2 separate regions of the Homo sapiens genome follow, and region 2 is linked to region 1. The links are chromatin loops, found by intact Hi-C in ENCODE. Cell type or tissue: CD4-positive, alpha-beta T cell. All regions are shown on one strand.

Evidence for each region. Hi-C counts contacts between places; a loop is a spot of excess contacts. Peaks named below come from ENCODE experiments on the same cell type or tissue, not always from the same donor. Only the 100,000 strongest peaks of a DNase experiment are listed, where the experiment ranks them.
Region 2: a loop joins it to region 1, with 24 times the contacts of the local background. A loop is called at or near these places in 4 of 110 quality-filtered maps.

What each region holds. Positions count from the first base shown.
Region 1 is chr6:47,410,304-47,418,303 of GRCh38, forward strand. No RefSeq gene overlaps it. Among named protein-coding and RNA genes, the nearest start is that of CD2AP, 63 kb to the right of the region's middle. RefSeq lists enhancers at 3,727-3,776, 3,787-3,846, 4,349-4,398. In CD4-positive, alpha-beta T cell, a CTCF peak has its summit at 3,872 (motif pointing right); DNase peaks (open chromatin) are centred at 3,868 and 4,548; H3K4me3 peaks cover 1,197 bases; H3K27ac peaks cover 467 bases.
Region 2 is chr6:49,405,972-49,413,971 of GRCh38, forward strand. No RefSeq gene overlaps it. Among named protein-coding and RNA genes, the nearest start is that of MMUT, 53 kb to the right of the region's middle. In CD4-positive, alpha-beta T cell, CTCF peaks have their summits at 4,140 (motif pointing left) and 4,340; a DNase peak (open chromatin) is centred at 4,160.

The DNA of each region.
Region 1 (8,000 bases):
GTTCTTTGAAGAGATCAATAAAATTGACAATCCTCTAGCAAGACAGGCAAAGAAACAAAGAGAAAGGATACAAATTACCAACATCAGGAATGAAACAAGGGTATGAATTACAGACCCTTCAGACATCAAAAGGATAACCAGGGAATACTACAGACCACTCTACACATATAAATTTGACAATTTAGATGAAATGGACCATTAAATAACACAAACTACCCTAACTACCCCAATACAAAATAGAGAACTTAAATAGCCCTGTAACTATTAAGAAAATTAAATCTTAATTATCTCCCCCCAAAAAAACTCTATTTTCACTGAAAAATTCTACCAAACATTTAAAGACTTGACACGAATTCTATACAATCTCATTCAGAACTAAAAGAGGAAACACTTCCCAATTTATTTTATGAAATGAGTATTACCTGATAGCAACATAAGACAAAAACAGTATTAAACAGAACACTACAAACAAATATCCCTTATTAATACAGACACAAAACTCTTTATGAAAACATTAGCAAATAGAACATAGCAACACATGAAAAGAATTATACATCATGACCTATTGGAGTTTATTCCAGGGATGTAAGGTTGGTGCAACATTGGAAAATCCATTAATATAATATCATATTAACAGGTTAAGCAAGAAAAATAACATGATCATATCAATTGATTCAAAAAATACACTTCACAATAATTTAACACCCTCAGAAAAATAAGAGTGGAGGGAAACCTTTTCAACTTGATAAAGAGCATCTACAAAAACTATACTTGGTTGGGTGCGGTGGTTCACGCCTCTAATCCCAGCACTTTGGGAGGCCGAGGCAGGCGGATCACTTTCTGAGGCTGGGAGTTCAAGACCAGCCTTGCCAACATGGCGAAACCCCGTTTCTACTAAAAATACAAAAAAAATTACCCAGATGTGGTGGCAGGCATCTGTAATCCCAGCTACTCAGGAGGCTGAGGCAGGAGAAGTGCTTGAATCTGGGAAGTGGAGGCTGCAGTGAGCCAAGATTTCGCCATTGCACTCCAACCTGGGCAACAAGAGTGAAACTCCATGTCAAAAAAAAAAAGAAAAAAAAAAACTACACTTAACATTATACTTAATGAATGGCTTAATGCTTTCTGCCTATGACAGGGAACAAAGCAAGAATATCTGTTCTCACCTCACTTATTTGATATAGCTCTAGCCAAAGCAAAAGGTAATAAAAGGCATACAGATTAGAAAGGAAGAAATAAAACAGCTCATATTTGCAGATGACATGATGCTCTACGTAGAAAAATCCCAAGGAATCTACACACACAAAAAAGTCCTCCTTAAACTAATACATGAGTTCAGCAACATCATAGGATACAAAATAAAGATACAAAAATCAATTATACACATGGATACCAATTTTTAAAATACAGTACCATTGACAATTGCTCTTCCAAAATAAGATGCTTAAGTATAAATCTAACAGACAAGACAGGACTTGTATGCTGAAAACTACAAAATGCTAATGAAAGAAATCAAAGAATATCTAAATAAATGGAGAGACATATCATGTTCATGTATTAAAAGACTCAATATAATAGAGATGTTGCTTCTCCCCATTTGAACAGGTAGAAAAATTGATACACAAATAGCAAATCCTATCAATAGCCTAACCAGATTTTTTAAATAGATTTAGACAAAACTGTTTTAAAATTTATGGAAAGGCAAAGAAATTAGACTAGCTAAAACAATTTTGAAAAAGGAGAATAAAGTGGGAAATATCAGTCTACCCAGTTTCAAGACATTATATAAAAACGGTAAGCAAACCTGTGTGGTAATGGCAGAGGTATAGACACATATATCAATGGGCCAGAAAAAGGCACTCAGAAAAAGACCTAAATAAATATGCCTGGTTGATTTTTGACAAAAATAAAAAAGCAATTCAATGGAGGAAAGATAGGCTTTTAAAATAAACTTTTGATTTCAGAATACTTTTTGAGTCATAGAAAACTTGTGAAGATAGGACAGAGAGTTTCTATATATCTCATTTACTAATTTCCTCTGTTATTAACATCTTGCATTCGTATGGTATATTTCTTACAATTAATAGGCCGATATTAAAACATTATTATTGGCTGGGCACAGTGACTTATGCCTGTAATCCCTGCACTTTGAGAGGCTGAGGTGGGAGAACTGATTGAGGCCAGGAGTTCAAGACCAGCCTGGGCAATATTGCAAGGTTCCATCTCTACAAAAAACATTATTTTATAAAAGTTAGCCAGGTGTGGTAACACACATTTGTGGTCCCAGATGCTCAGGAGGCTGAGGTGGGAGGATCACTTGAGCCCAGGAGTTTGAGGCATGGGGTGGGAATGGGAAGTGACTGTAAGTGAGGGCAAAGTTTCTTTTTGGGCTGAAGAAAATGTTCTAAAATTAGATTGTAGTGATGGTCATATAACTTTATAAGTCTGCTAAAAAGTCACTGAATTGGCCACACATGGTAGCTCACACCTGTAATCCCAATGCTTTGAGAAGCCAAGGCAAGAGGATGGCTTAAGGCTAGGAATTCAAGACCAGCCTGGGCAACATAGTGAGCCCTCATCTCTACAAAAATAAAAATAAAAATTAGCCTGGTGTGGTGGTGCATGCCTGTAGTTCCAGCTACTCTGGAGGCTGTGGCAGGAGGATCACTTGATCCCAGAAGTTTGAGGCTTCAGTGAGCTATGATCACTTCACTGTACTCCACTGGGCAACAGAGGGGACGCTGTCTCTAAAAAATAAATAAATAAAAATAAAAATCACTGAGTTGTAAGCTTTAAACGAGTGAATTTTATTCACCAAAAAAGCTATCTTTAAAAACAAACTATAAACAGAGAAGTCTCTCTTCTATTCCTGTCCTAGACCCCGTTCTCTCCCATCCCCACAGAAAATCATTTTTATTAGTTTTTGGCTTGCCCTACCAGTTTTACTTTGGCAAATGTAAGCAAGTACAAATACATTAAGTGATTTTAAAATTTTGCCTTAAATACTGGCAATTGACAAAAGCAGCTCTATCTAATTGAGAGGTAAGAAGGAACTCCCTGTAAACCTTTTAGAGATTCTAAAAGGACACTTCTGGGGCTCCACAAAAGTTTTAAAGTTTACAACATTAGTTTCAGCGTGTCCAATTACTTCGGAAAACATATGGCTTTTGGCCAGATGTGGTAGCTCATGCCTGTAATCCCAGCACTTTGGGAGGCCAAGGCGGGCAGATCACCTGAGGTCGGGAGTTCAAGACCAGCCTGGCCAACATGGTGAAACCGTGTCTCTACTAAAAACACAAAAATTAGCTGGGCATGGTGGTGCATGCCTCTAATCTCAGCTACTCAGGAGGCTGAGGCAGGAGAATCACTTGAACCCAGGAGGTGGAGGTTGCTGTGAGCTGAGATTGTGCCACTGCACTCCAGCCTGGGTGACAAAGAGAGACTCTGCCTCACAAAAAATAAAAAATAAAAAAAATACGGCTTTTATTAATTTGAGTGAAGGGGTTCACAAATTAACAACAACAAGAAGGAGAGAGAATGCAGATGACAAAATTGCCTTGTGGGAGACCCAGACAGATACAATTAGCAACAGTTGGGAGGGAAGGTTGTAAGTGAAAGGGGCTTGAAAGAGAGAGAGAGAGTTTGTGTGTGTGTGTTGTCTGTGTGTGTGTGTTGTCTGTGTGTGTGTTGTGTCTATCCATCTGTGTAAGAAAGACATTATCTTTAGAGGCTTTTGCTAAGCTGTTCATGATGAGTATCTGAAAGAAGGTCGGGTGTATACCAAGTTCTTCACGCTAATGAGAGAGGAAGAAAGAAGGAAAAGGAAGAAGTCATGCATTTGCCAGTTTCCCATATTGGCCACTAGATGGCAACACCAACCCAAGACAGTCCTCTTCTGAGATGAGAGAAAAGGGTTGTATAGGATTAAGTACACAATTAGTTTGAATAACTTATTCCTATATACCACAGTTTTCAGTCAAGTATTCTTACCTCAGGAAGGGCATGTATAAGTTTATACATGTTTAAATGTATACGTGCATCTAAGAATACAAGCCAGGCAGGCAGACAGAATGCAAAATCTCCACAATGGTTGCTGACATTCTTTGCACTCACTAAATCTTACATATACGGAATTTCTTGACATAAAAATGGATTAGGTCTCAAAAGCGAGAAATGGTAAGGCATTTACTATTTACCGTCTTCAGACCATAAAACCTCTTTAAACTGCAACTTTACTGTCAGCACCTTAGAATCTAAACATAACGTTTCAAAACGTTTCCATGGAGAAGGTTTTGATTTCAACTTAGCATGCCAACAGACCATTTTCTTGTCTTCCCATTGTCTACGTGGTGGAAATTTCTTCAGCTGTAAGCCAGACTGGAAACTTGTAGCCCAATGGGTGTCAAGGATAAAAGGTGTGGTAAGCTCCTTATTCCCTTGTTATTGAGGTGGGACCATCGGCTTCCATTTTCAGTGGTGTTTCCATAAAGATTTTCATCTTCTCCAGCGCCCGAGGCATCAGAAGAATTTATGTGACCCCAAGATCACCTTGAAACCATATTACCGGTTTATGGTTTCCTAAAAGCTTTTTGTGTGATTAGGTTTCGTTTTACTGTTAATCACAACAAGAAACAGGAAGTGGGTAAAAACACCAAAGAGAAAGTTGCAAAGTTTCAAACAATTCCACCATAAATAGTCGCACAATGAGAGTTGTCCCTAGATTTCACTGGAATGTAAATAAAAGCCTTGATCATTCTCACTGCTCGACAGCCACAGTTTCACTTTGTTCTTCATGGCTCTGCCAACCCTCTGAAACTCTCAGTCACGGGGACTGTGCTCTCAGCTTTCCTCCAAGAGATTTCTCCACTGCCATTGCCTCCTGTTTTTTCTTACCTCCTTTTATTTAATATTTACAGGAAAAGCTGTTGATATATGTGGAATGTTTGAGGATACAAAATGAATTAAATGATATTTAATGACATTTGGAAGAAAACCCAGATTTTCCACCCAAGTTTTTCTTCCTCAAAAAGAAAGGCCATTGTGTGCTCTTTCTTACTAGAGTGGGGGATGAAGAGTCCATTGCAAAGTGAAGACTTGGTCCAAAGCTGACCATGCTACAGGCTAGAGACACGGGCAGTCACAGGAAGGGTATGGCATGATGTCTAATATATACTGCACATTCCATATGTTCTATAGTATGCTATTCAAGATCTGCATAATCAAGAAATATTTTCCAATTTAAATTAATTAATGCTGGTCTGGTTTGAATTAGTAGAGAGAAAAAAGTCTAAATTAAATATATTATCAAAGCCTGGGCAACCCAACAAGATCTCATCTCTACAAAAAATAAAGAAATAAAATGAAATAAAAAAATTAGCCAGGCATGGTGGCACATGCCTGTTGTCCCAGCTACTAGGAAGGCTGAGGCAGGAGGATTGCTTGAATCCAGGAAGTCAAGGCTGCAGTAAGTTGTGATCATGTCACTGCACACCAGCAGAGGTGACAGAGAAAGATCCTGTCTGTAAAAAATAAATAAATAAATAAATAAAGGTAGATGCTGCCAATGTCTCAGCCTTTATGATGTCCACCTGCCAGCATCAGGGTCCCTTTGCCCAAAGATTTTCTCTGACCACTGGAGTGCACTTTGCTGCACCAGGCTTAGGGAAATGAACAGATATCTGGGAAGTATTCCTTAAAAAATGACTGATGGGAACTGGTGAGGCAAGACTTCAGCTCATTCACCCCACTGAGGAAATAGCTCTGAGGTTTGTGTTATTCTGGATCTCCAGAGTTGCCAGCTGGATTAAGTTCCAATTGTCCATTACAGTAACTGGCTTGATAACACAGACCATTTATTAGTCTTCAATTCCTTGCCTCTCTTGCCCACTCACTAACAGTATTTCTTGAGATACTGTAATCACCCAACAGGTTCTTCCTGCCAGCGGCACAGACAAAACCAATTCACTGGGACCATGGTATTGCAGTAAAGAAAGAGTTTAATTAACAAAAAGCTGGCCAGGCAGAAGAAGTGGAGCTATCACTCAAATCAGTCTCCCTTAGAACTCAGACCCTATGGTTTTTATGGATAATTTGGTGGGCAGGGGGCTAGGGAATTGATACAGCTGATTGGTTGGAAGTGAAATTATTGGGGTGTGGGAGATGGTGCTCAAGCCTTAAGTCAGCCTCTGAGAGGTGGGGGTCACAGGACCAGTTAAGTCATGAGTCACAGGTCTGGTAGGGTCAGTCAGTTGCTGCAGTGCAAAAACCTGAAAAATATCTCAAAAGACCACTCTTAGGTTTTACAATAGTCATGTTATCTTTGGGAGCAATTGGGAAAGTCACAAATTTTGTGACCTCTGGCTACATGACTCCTGAGCAGTAAATGATTATGGAAACTACGCCTACATATTAGCAGACTTCAGGGCCTTCTATAATCTTAGCCTCATGGCCTTTTGTTAGTTTTCCACCCTTGAGCAAGGAGTGGTTAGTTCCAGGGAAGGGCTACTATCATCCTTGCTTTCAAGTTAAACTATAGACTAAATTCCTCCCATAGTTAGCTTGTCCTATGCCCAGAATGATCAAAGACAGCCAGCCTGTGAAGCCAAAAGCAAGATGGAGTCAGCCATGTTAGATTTCTCTCACTGTCGTAATCTTTGCAAAACCTATTTCAATACCAAATAAACTAATTACTCTCAAATTCTTGTCTCACAGTGTCTGCTTTTAGTAAAATCCAAATTAATAATATATAAAAATGCATTTTTATTGCAGTAAAATATACATAAAATTTAGCATTTCGACCATGTTTAAGTGTTCGGTGGCATCAAGTACATTCACATTGTTGTGCAATCATCACCACCATGCATCCCCAGAAGTCTTTCATGACCCCAAAGTGAAACTCTACACCCATCAAGCAGAAACTCCCCATTTCTCCTTCTCTCAGCCCCTGGTGACCACCATTCTACTTTCCTTCCTTATGAATTTGACTATTCTAAGTACCTCATGTAAATGGAATCATACATTTCCTTTTCTATCTGGCTTATTTCACATAGCATAATATCTTCACAGTTCACCCATGATGTAGCATCTGTTATAATTTCATCCCTTTTTAAAGCTGAATAATATTTCATCGTATGTATATACTACATTTTGTTTACCCATTTAGTCATTGATGGACATTTGGGTTGCTTCCACCTTTTGGCTATTGTAAATCATGCTACTATGAACATTGGTGTACAAGTGTCTGTTCAAGTCTCTCTTTGCTATCAATTTTTTGGGGGTATATACTCAGAAATGGAATTGCTGGATTATGTGGTAATTTTATTTTTACTTTTTAAGGAACCACTACACTGTTTTCCATAGTGACCACACCATTTTACATTTTCACGAGCAATGCACAAGGATTCCAATTTCTCTCTCTCCCTGCCAAGACTTGCTACTTTTAGGGGTTTGTTTTGTTGTTGTTGTTATTTGCTTGTTTGTTTTATTGTAGTCATCTTAATGGGCATAAAGTGGTAGCTCATTGTGGTTTTAATTGGAATTTCCTTAATTATTAATGATGAGCAAACAAACGATGATTTAATTTGTTTATTGGCCAATTTATATATCTTCTTTGTAGAAATGTCAATTCAAGTTTTTGCCCATTTTTATTTTATTTTATTTTATTTATTTATTTTTTTCAAGACAGAGTCTTGCCATCTTGCCCAGGCTGGTCTCAAACTCCTGGGCTCAAGTGAACCTCCTGCCTTGGCCTCCCAACGTGCTGGGATTACAGATGTGAGCCACTGCACCCAACCTTTTGCCCATTTTAAAACTGGATTATTTGGGTTTTTGTTATTGTTATATCATAGGAGGTCTTTATAAATTCTGGATACTAACCTCTTATCAGATACAGTTTACAAATACTCTCTCCTGTTCTGTGGGTTACCTTTTCCCTGCTTTCATAATGTCCTTTTGATCCACAGTAGCTTTAATTTTGATGAAGTCTAATTTATCTACTTGCT
Region 2 (8,000 bases), 2.0 Mb after region 1:
AGTTCAAAGACCTTAAAATCTCATTTCATAAATACACTCCTCCTATTAGCCTAAACATGAACTTGGATCTGTTTGCAAAAAATTTTCAATAACCTTAAAAGGGTTTGCACAGTCTCCCACTTCGCTATTCTGTGCCTCAGGATGTGACAATGCTTATAAATCCCACAATTTGTCCTCAGAGGGTGTCTTGATCAACATCTCTCTGCTGCCACTGGCACACTCCTGGCTCAGTCATGACCCCATTCCCCTATTCCAGCTTGTTGACTAAATCCTCATCTGATGTCTCTCCACAAAAATTCAGAAGCATTTTCTCAGATAAATATTTATTCAATCATTTTAAATTAATTTCCAAGAAAAATGTGGGATTTAATTTAAAATGTAAGAGTACATTTCTCTTGCATTTCCCCTGTAATCAAAGAGTGAGATCATCCACTTGCATAGCACACTTGGAGACAGGCTGAATGTTGAGTAACATTATCCTGTCACAAATAGAGTAACGTGTTCAATTATCAGTGATGCCTCGCCCTCAATAGAGTGTAAGCTGAAGGGTAACCAGGAGAGATCCTCGGTTCCAGGGCTGGTAGTTTTGTGACCTAAACTCAAAAGCTAATTCTGCTTGGCACAGTGTAGAGTTTCCTGCTCCCTCCCTGCTGCTCTAGAAAGGCAGGGCTGTGTTAAATCATGGTGCTTAAGGTAATCAATTCACAAGCATGGATGAGCACCTCAATTCTGAGGAGCTCTCACTGTGCTGGAAGAGCTAGGGTTAGGCACTTAACCTCCTTCTGACTCAGCTTCCAAATTCCATGCAGGGATTTGTGAGGCCTTTACACTTGCTTTGCCAGTACACTTGTGTGTATGTGTCAAGAGTTGAAGGATGGTATGAACAGGAAGAATTAACACAGAAGCATGAGAACGGAGTAGGGCGAAAAGTGACTTCTGACTTTCCTGAGCTGGGTTGTTACCATGTTCACCCAGCAGAAGGCACTGGCTTTAAGAAGAAAAATAGAGAAGAAGGCTCTTCAGCACTTAAAATATATCACACCAAAAATCACCAAACGTGCTCCCAGTGGCATCTGTAACTTAGGTAGTAAACCTCTCACCTTGCCTACATTGTTAGCCCAAAGACACCAAAGAGGCTGCACATCAAAGTGAAAATGCAAAGCTGGGAATGATTCAATTTACTTTATAAAATAAAAAATCCTGCTGCCCTTTCATGAAATTATACTGTGTGCTTATAAATATGAATGTAAATGTATAACATAAAACATGAATGTTTGTATGGAATATTGTAATGAACATTTGTCATTTTTGGATGTCTAGCAAATAACCATTTTTCCTGTTTGAGAAGAAACCTAAATCCTAAAGTAAAGGTGAGATTCAGGCTCCATTTCTTACTACCTAAAAAACAAGAAAGACTGTGTTCTTCAGCCCTTTGGCAGCTAGCAGTGGGTATCAGGCATAGAATCAACCAATAGATGCCCCAACTGAGATTTTGAACATTGGAACCTTCAAACCTTGAGAGAATGATACAAGTTTAGAGAAAATTAAGACTTTAATAAAATACCAACAGAATCAGCCACAATATATAAAAAAATTTTACACCATGACCAAGTAGTTTAAATTTGAAAATAAGTGTAGTACATCATATCAGTAGAATAAAGGACAAAATCCACATGATCATCTAACTAGATTCAGGAAAAAAAAGCATTTTACAAAATCTAAAATTCCTTCATGACAAAACACTCAATAAACTAGGAATAGTATACAACTTTCTCAATCTGATAAATAACACCTATAAAAACTAAGCTAACATCATACTTATGGAGAAAGACTGAATGCTTTTCCCTAAGACTAGGAAGAAGACAAAAGTGTTTATTCTTGCCACTTTTATTCAACATTGTATTGGCGGTCCTAGCCAGGATAAGTTGCAAGATAATGAAAGGTAACCAGATTGAAAAGGAATGACTAAAATTATCTCCATTTTCAAGTATCATTATCTTGCATATAGAGAATCTAGAAAAAATCACTAAAAAATTAATTTGAACGAATACATTCATTCAGCATGTTTATGGACTACAAGAAAATAAATTTTATTTCGATACACTAGCAATGAACAATCTGAAAATGAAATTAAGAAAATAATTGACTTACAATAACATCAGAAAGAATTAAACACTGAGGAATAAATTTAATGTAAGGGCAAAATATATACCTTAAAAACTACAGAAATATTGTTGAAATAAATAAAGAAAAAATTAGTGTTTACTCAGAGCAGCTATGATAAAGTTGAGACTCAAGCAATAGCAGAGGGTCTAAGGATAAGATGATGGTGGCAATAGGGACTGATGTCCTGGAAACCACATCCAGTAACAATGGAGCCAGCAGCAGCATCAGCAAACTTCACAGGGTGAAATTTTGGCTGTGACATCATTCCAAATTTTGGTCCACCTCCATGTCTACCTCTTCAGCCATCCCTTAAGTTCAGAAAACTATGTATTGTCCTGTCAATAAATTCCATTTAGTCAGAGTTGTTTGCTTTGTTTTTTGTAACCCAGACCCAGACTTCTATAGGTATCACTGCTCAGTTTTCTCCTGCTTCTAACGACTTGGCTTATTTCCATTTTGTTAGAAAAGGAAAAGTTCTTATAATTTCCAAAAAATATTTTTATCAATTTATACGTACCCATTGGTTTCCAAATGTTTAACTCATTTCCACAATAACCTTATAATTTAGTATAACTTTGTAAAGTACATATTATGAACCCTATTTTAATATGTGAGAAAACTCAAGTTAAAAGAAGTTACATGATTCCTTAAAAGGAGGTAGACTCCAGATGGAAATCCAGATCTACTGAGTATAGATCCCAGGCAATATCTACTGTAGTAAGCTGTTTCCTTGATTTTCTGGCCTCAAAGCACAGAAAGCATATTAGATTGCCTCTTCCTAAGGAGAATGACATCTCCCAAAGTTTTATTTTCTTTTGTTTTTGTTTTTCAGCTGTTTGTTTGTTTTTATAGTAAGAACACTTAATATATGGTTTGCAAATATTTTCCTTTTGAACCTGAGATCTACCCTCCTAACATTTTGAAATACATAATACAACATTGTTAGCTATAGGGACTATGTCATATGGCATATCTTTATAATCTGCTTATCTGACGTAAGAGAAACTTTATACTAATGGAACAACTCCCCATTTCCTCCACCCCTCTGGTCTGGGAAACCACTATTATATTCTCTACCTCTATGAGTTTAACTATTATAGACATCACACATAAGCGGGATCATGCAATATTTGTCCGTCTGTGAGTGGCCTATTTCCCTTAACATAGTGTGCTCCAGGTTTATTATGTTGTGCAAATGGCAGGATTTTCTTCTTTTTTAATAGTGAATAATATCTTATTGTATGTATATACCACATTTTTAAAATCCATTCATCTGTCTATGGACACTTGTGTTGCTTTTTTATCTTGGCTATTTTGAAGAACACTGCAAGGAACATGGGAGTGCAGATATATCATGGTGAACCTGATTTCAGTTTTTTTGGATATATATCCAGAAGTAGGATTCTTGATTTATTTATATAATAGTTCTATTTTTAACTGTTTTGAGGAAACTCCACACTGTTTTTTGTAGCTGATGCACCATTTTACATTCTCACCAACAATGTGCAAGAGTTCCAATTTCTTCACATCCTCACTAACACTTATCTTTTGTTTATATATATATATATATATATATATATATATATATATATATATATATATAAAAGGCATTCTAACAGGCATGAATAATATCTCATTATAATTTTATATTAATTGCTCTAATGATCAATAATGTTGAGCATCTCATATACCTATTGGCTGTTTATATGTCAATAGGAGAAATTTCTGTTCCAGTCCTTGCCTATTTTTTTAATTCTTTTGTGTTTATAATCCTTGCCTATCATTTAGATAGATTATAATATAATATATATATATATATGGCATTTAGTGACAGGAGTTCCCTACATTTCCTTACATATTTTGGAAATTAACCCCTTATCTGATATATTGTTCACAGATATTTTCCTTTTGATTTCCTTGTAGCTATCACAGTTTTTCTGAAAATCCAGGAGTGCCGTCATGTACTTCCGATGCTGACCTCTCCTGGCCATTTGTGGTATAGCAGCTCCTTCAACGTAGCACACAATATTGAGGCAGCTGTCATCTGTTCACTGTTACAGATGAGCTGAAATGACCAGAGGCGCCTGAGAGGCTAACACTGCTAGGATGCACGGCCAATAATTCTAAATTCCCTTTACACAACTCTTGCCGTTATCCAAATCCAAGTTTGTAATAGGTGGGGACTCCTAAGAGCTCTCTCACCACTCAGCCTGAGGCAACAGATTCCTCTGTTGTGGATACCTCTAGACTCAGGGATTTTCCAAACTCGGTTTCCATCATTGATTCGAATTCTCTCATTCTCATCTGTGTTTCCTGGTTTCACACCTTTCTTTGCCTAATTTAACAATGTGCCTCGCTTTGATAATTGTGTCTCCACACTAGATAATAAGGATATTAAATTTGGTAGCAATATCAATTCAGAGAGAAGAAAAGCTGAACCCTTTCACATCTGAAATTCCATCTTTCACTTTAGGGAACTTTTAAAGTAAGGAGCTCTGTCCTAATATCTGAAATGATAATCCAGCTGCAGTTGAAAACAAAGCCTTCATTTTGGTCGGGTACCATGGACAATAACGACACTACTAAGAAATTTCATGGGTCATAAATTTTTTTAAGCCACTGACAACCAGCCCAGTCCAATTACTTGATAGGTGCATTTGTCAGTCATTCAAGCTCTATTTCCTCTTCATACTAAGAGTTAACTGCTGGATAGGATATAATCAGAAAGCACAGCTTTAACATGAAGATTATCCAACGTATTTGTACCATTTATATTATGGTTGTAGCCTGATAAACCATTTTAGATGGATTACTTGGGTGACACAGATTCTTTTTTTTTTTTTTTTTTTTTGACAGAGTCTTGCTCTGTCGCCCAGGCTGGAGTGCAGTGGTGCTATCTCAGCTCACTGCAACCTCAGCCTCCCGGGTTCACACCATTCTCCTGCCTCAGCCTCCCGAGTAGCTGGGACTACAGGCACCTGCCACCACGCCCAGCTAATTTTTTGTATTTTTAGCAGAGACGGAGTTTCACCATGTTAGCCAGGATGGTCTCGATCTTCTGACCTCGTGATCCTCCCACCTTGGCCTCCCAAAGTGCTGAGATTACAGGCGTGAGCCACCGCGCCCGGCCGACACAGGTTCTTAATAATAGGCTTGGAATTTTTCCAAGGGAAATTTCCTTAAAAAGCATACATATGATTTTGAGCATTTCTGAGTATAAATGTGGTCAATCCTATTGAAATTAAATTATAATATAGGCCATTAAATAATGTAATTTGATACATTGACCTCAGACATGAGAAAGAGAAATGAGGGAGACATTAGCACAATGATGGGAGTATGAGAGCTATTTACCCAAGAGGTTATGAAGCTTTGCATTGTTACCAGTCGCAGAGTCACAGTTAGAAGCTGTCCTCCATCACAGTTTTCATTTGTGTTGACTCTTTTCATCTTGCCTATAGTATTTCTGCTTTCAATTTAAGTCTTGTTTATTTCAGGCCTTGCGTCTGTGGCATCCTGATAATGACACGGTCATATAATCTTAACAATCAATGTGTCTATGTTTTCTTGGAGTGTAATTTCTTTGCCTTTGCAAGGAGTTGATGAATATTAGTACCCATTTTACAAAAACATGAGAAGAAAATAAGTACAATTATAATCAAACAGGGAGTACTTAAGAATCTAACCTTGGCCTTGACACTGTGAAGGATATAATAGAAGTAGAATCCTTTGGGGTACAAGGAACAGAATATGCAGCTTAAAAGTGGTTTAATTGATAAGAACAGTTATTTTCTTCTATAACAAAAGTTCTGGAGGCGAAGTAGTTTCAGGGTGTAGGTAGTAGTTCAACAACAGAACAAGAGCCCATGTTCCTTATACCTTTCCACTCTGCCACACATAGATAACTGGCACTCATTTTTGGCTTTTCTCTTGGGGTGGCAAGATTACCATCATGGTCCCGGGCAACCACAGCAAGACAGAAAACAGAAAATTTTATTTTCATGCATTTAAAAAAAACAGGAAGCAAAATTTATCCCAGAAATCACACAGCGGGTTTCCACTCAGGACTCCTTGGCCAAAATTGAGTCCACTGCCCAGGTTCTAGCTGCAAGTGATACAGGAGAAAGAATATTAGACATATTTAGCCCCTACTGTGGGACCAATATTCTGCTGGCAAAGAAGTACAAAGGACCATGTAGGGTGCAGACAGCTGGTAGATGATTAGTAGGCAAAATCTGCCACACAGTAAAAGGTATATTTTACTCTCAAGAGGCATACAATTTACTATTACTAATAACACCATGTTGTATGATAATTGACAATTCATAAAGCACTTTCAAATAAATTATCTGACTTAATCTTTACATTACCTTGCAAAGTAAATTACCCTTTTCATATTTTTTAACAAGAAAAGTTAATATTGGTAACGAAAAAGACTAGCAATGTAGCACAAATGAAGCTTTCTTCAACTTTGTAAGTCTAGTAGTATACAAATTTAGAAATCACAGACATCAATTAGAACTAGAGTGGACATTTAAGACTGGAGACTGAGTCAAGAAAACCACGTGCTACACAGCAGAATCACCACCAAAAATTAGCTTATCATCGAGGAGGACATTAGCAAACAAGAAAAAATTAGCACCAAATGAGCACCTAAACTCAAAGACAGGGGCTATAAATGCAAGATCAGCCAAGAAGTTTAGTCCCACAGAATTTATTGGGCACATACTTTGTGCAAGAGTTAGCCTGTGGAGAAAGTCAGGCTAAATTAGACTTAGTCTTTGCCCTCAAAGAGCACAGTCTAATACAACACCAATTAATAAATGCTCTAATAGGAATATGAATCCCAGTATTCCATGGGCACATGGAGAAAGATGGAAAAATACAGGCAGATTTTTGAGAGGAGGTGGCATGTCACTTAACAGTAAAGAAAGGATTGAGATGAGGAGAGAGTGCATTACAGGCGGAGGCAAACATATTAGCAAAAGCAGTAATATTGAGTGTGTGTTTAGAAGGGTAAAGAAGGGAGCCTAACAGAGCAGGTAGAATGTTGGGATAGGTGGGAATCGATGAGTGAGAAAGGATGAAGAATGGCATCTGAAGTGCAAGTGTTTGAGAAGTGTCCATTCATGCCCTTTGCCCATTTTTTAACGGGGCTGTTTTTTACTTGTCAATTTAAGTTCCTTATAGATTCTGGACATTAGACCTTTGTTGGGTACATAGTTTGCAAATAATTTTTCCCATTCTTTAGGTTACTCTGTCGATAGTTTCTTTTGCTGTGCAGAAGCTTTTCAGTTTAATTAGGTCCCATTGGTCAATTTTTGCTTTTGTTGCAATTGATTTTGGAGCCCTCATCATAAAATCTTTGCCTGGACTGACATCCAGAATAGTATTTCCTAGGTTTTCTTCTAGGGTATTTATAGTTTTAGGTTTCACATTTCAGTCTTTAATCCATCTTGAGATTATTTTTGTATGTTGCAAAAAGTAGGGGTCCAGTTTCAGTCTTCTGCATATGACTAGCCAACAGGCATATGAAAAAAATGCTCATTATCACTAATCACTAGAGAAATGCAAATCAAAACCATGATGAGTCATCATCTCGCCCTAATCAGAATGGCCATTATTAAAAAGTCAAAAAATAGCAGATGTTGGCTAGGTTGCAGAGAAAAGAGAATGCTTATACACTGCTGATGAGGATGTAAATTAATTCAGCCAATGTGGAAAGCAGTCTAGAGGTTTCTTAAAGAACTTAAAATAGAACTACAATTTATTTGACACAGCAACGTCATTATTGGGTATATACCCAAAGCAATATGAATTGTTCTACCATAAAG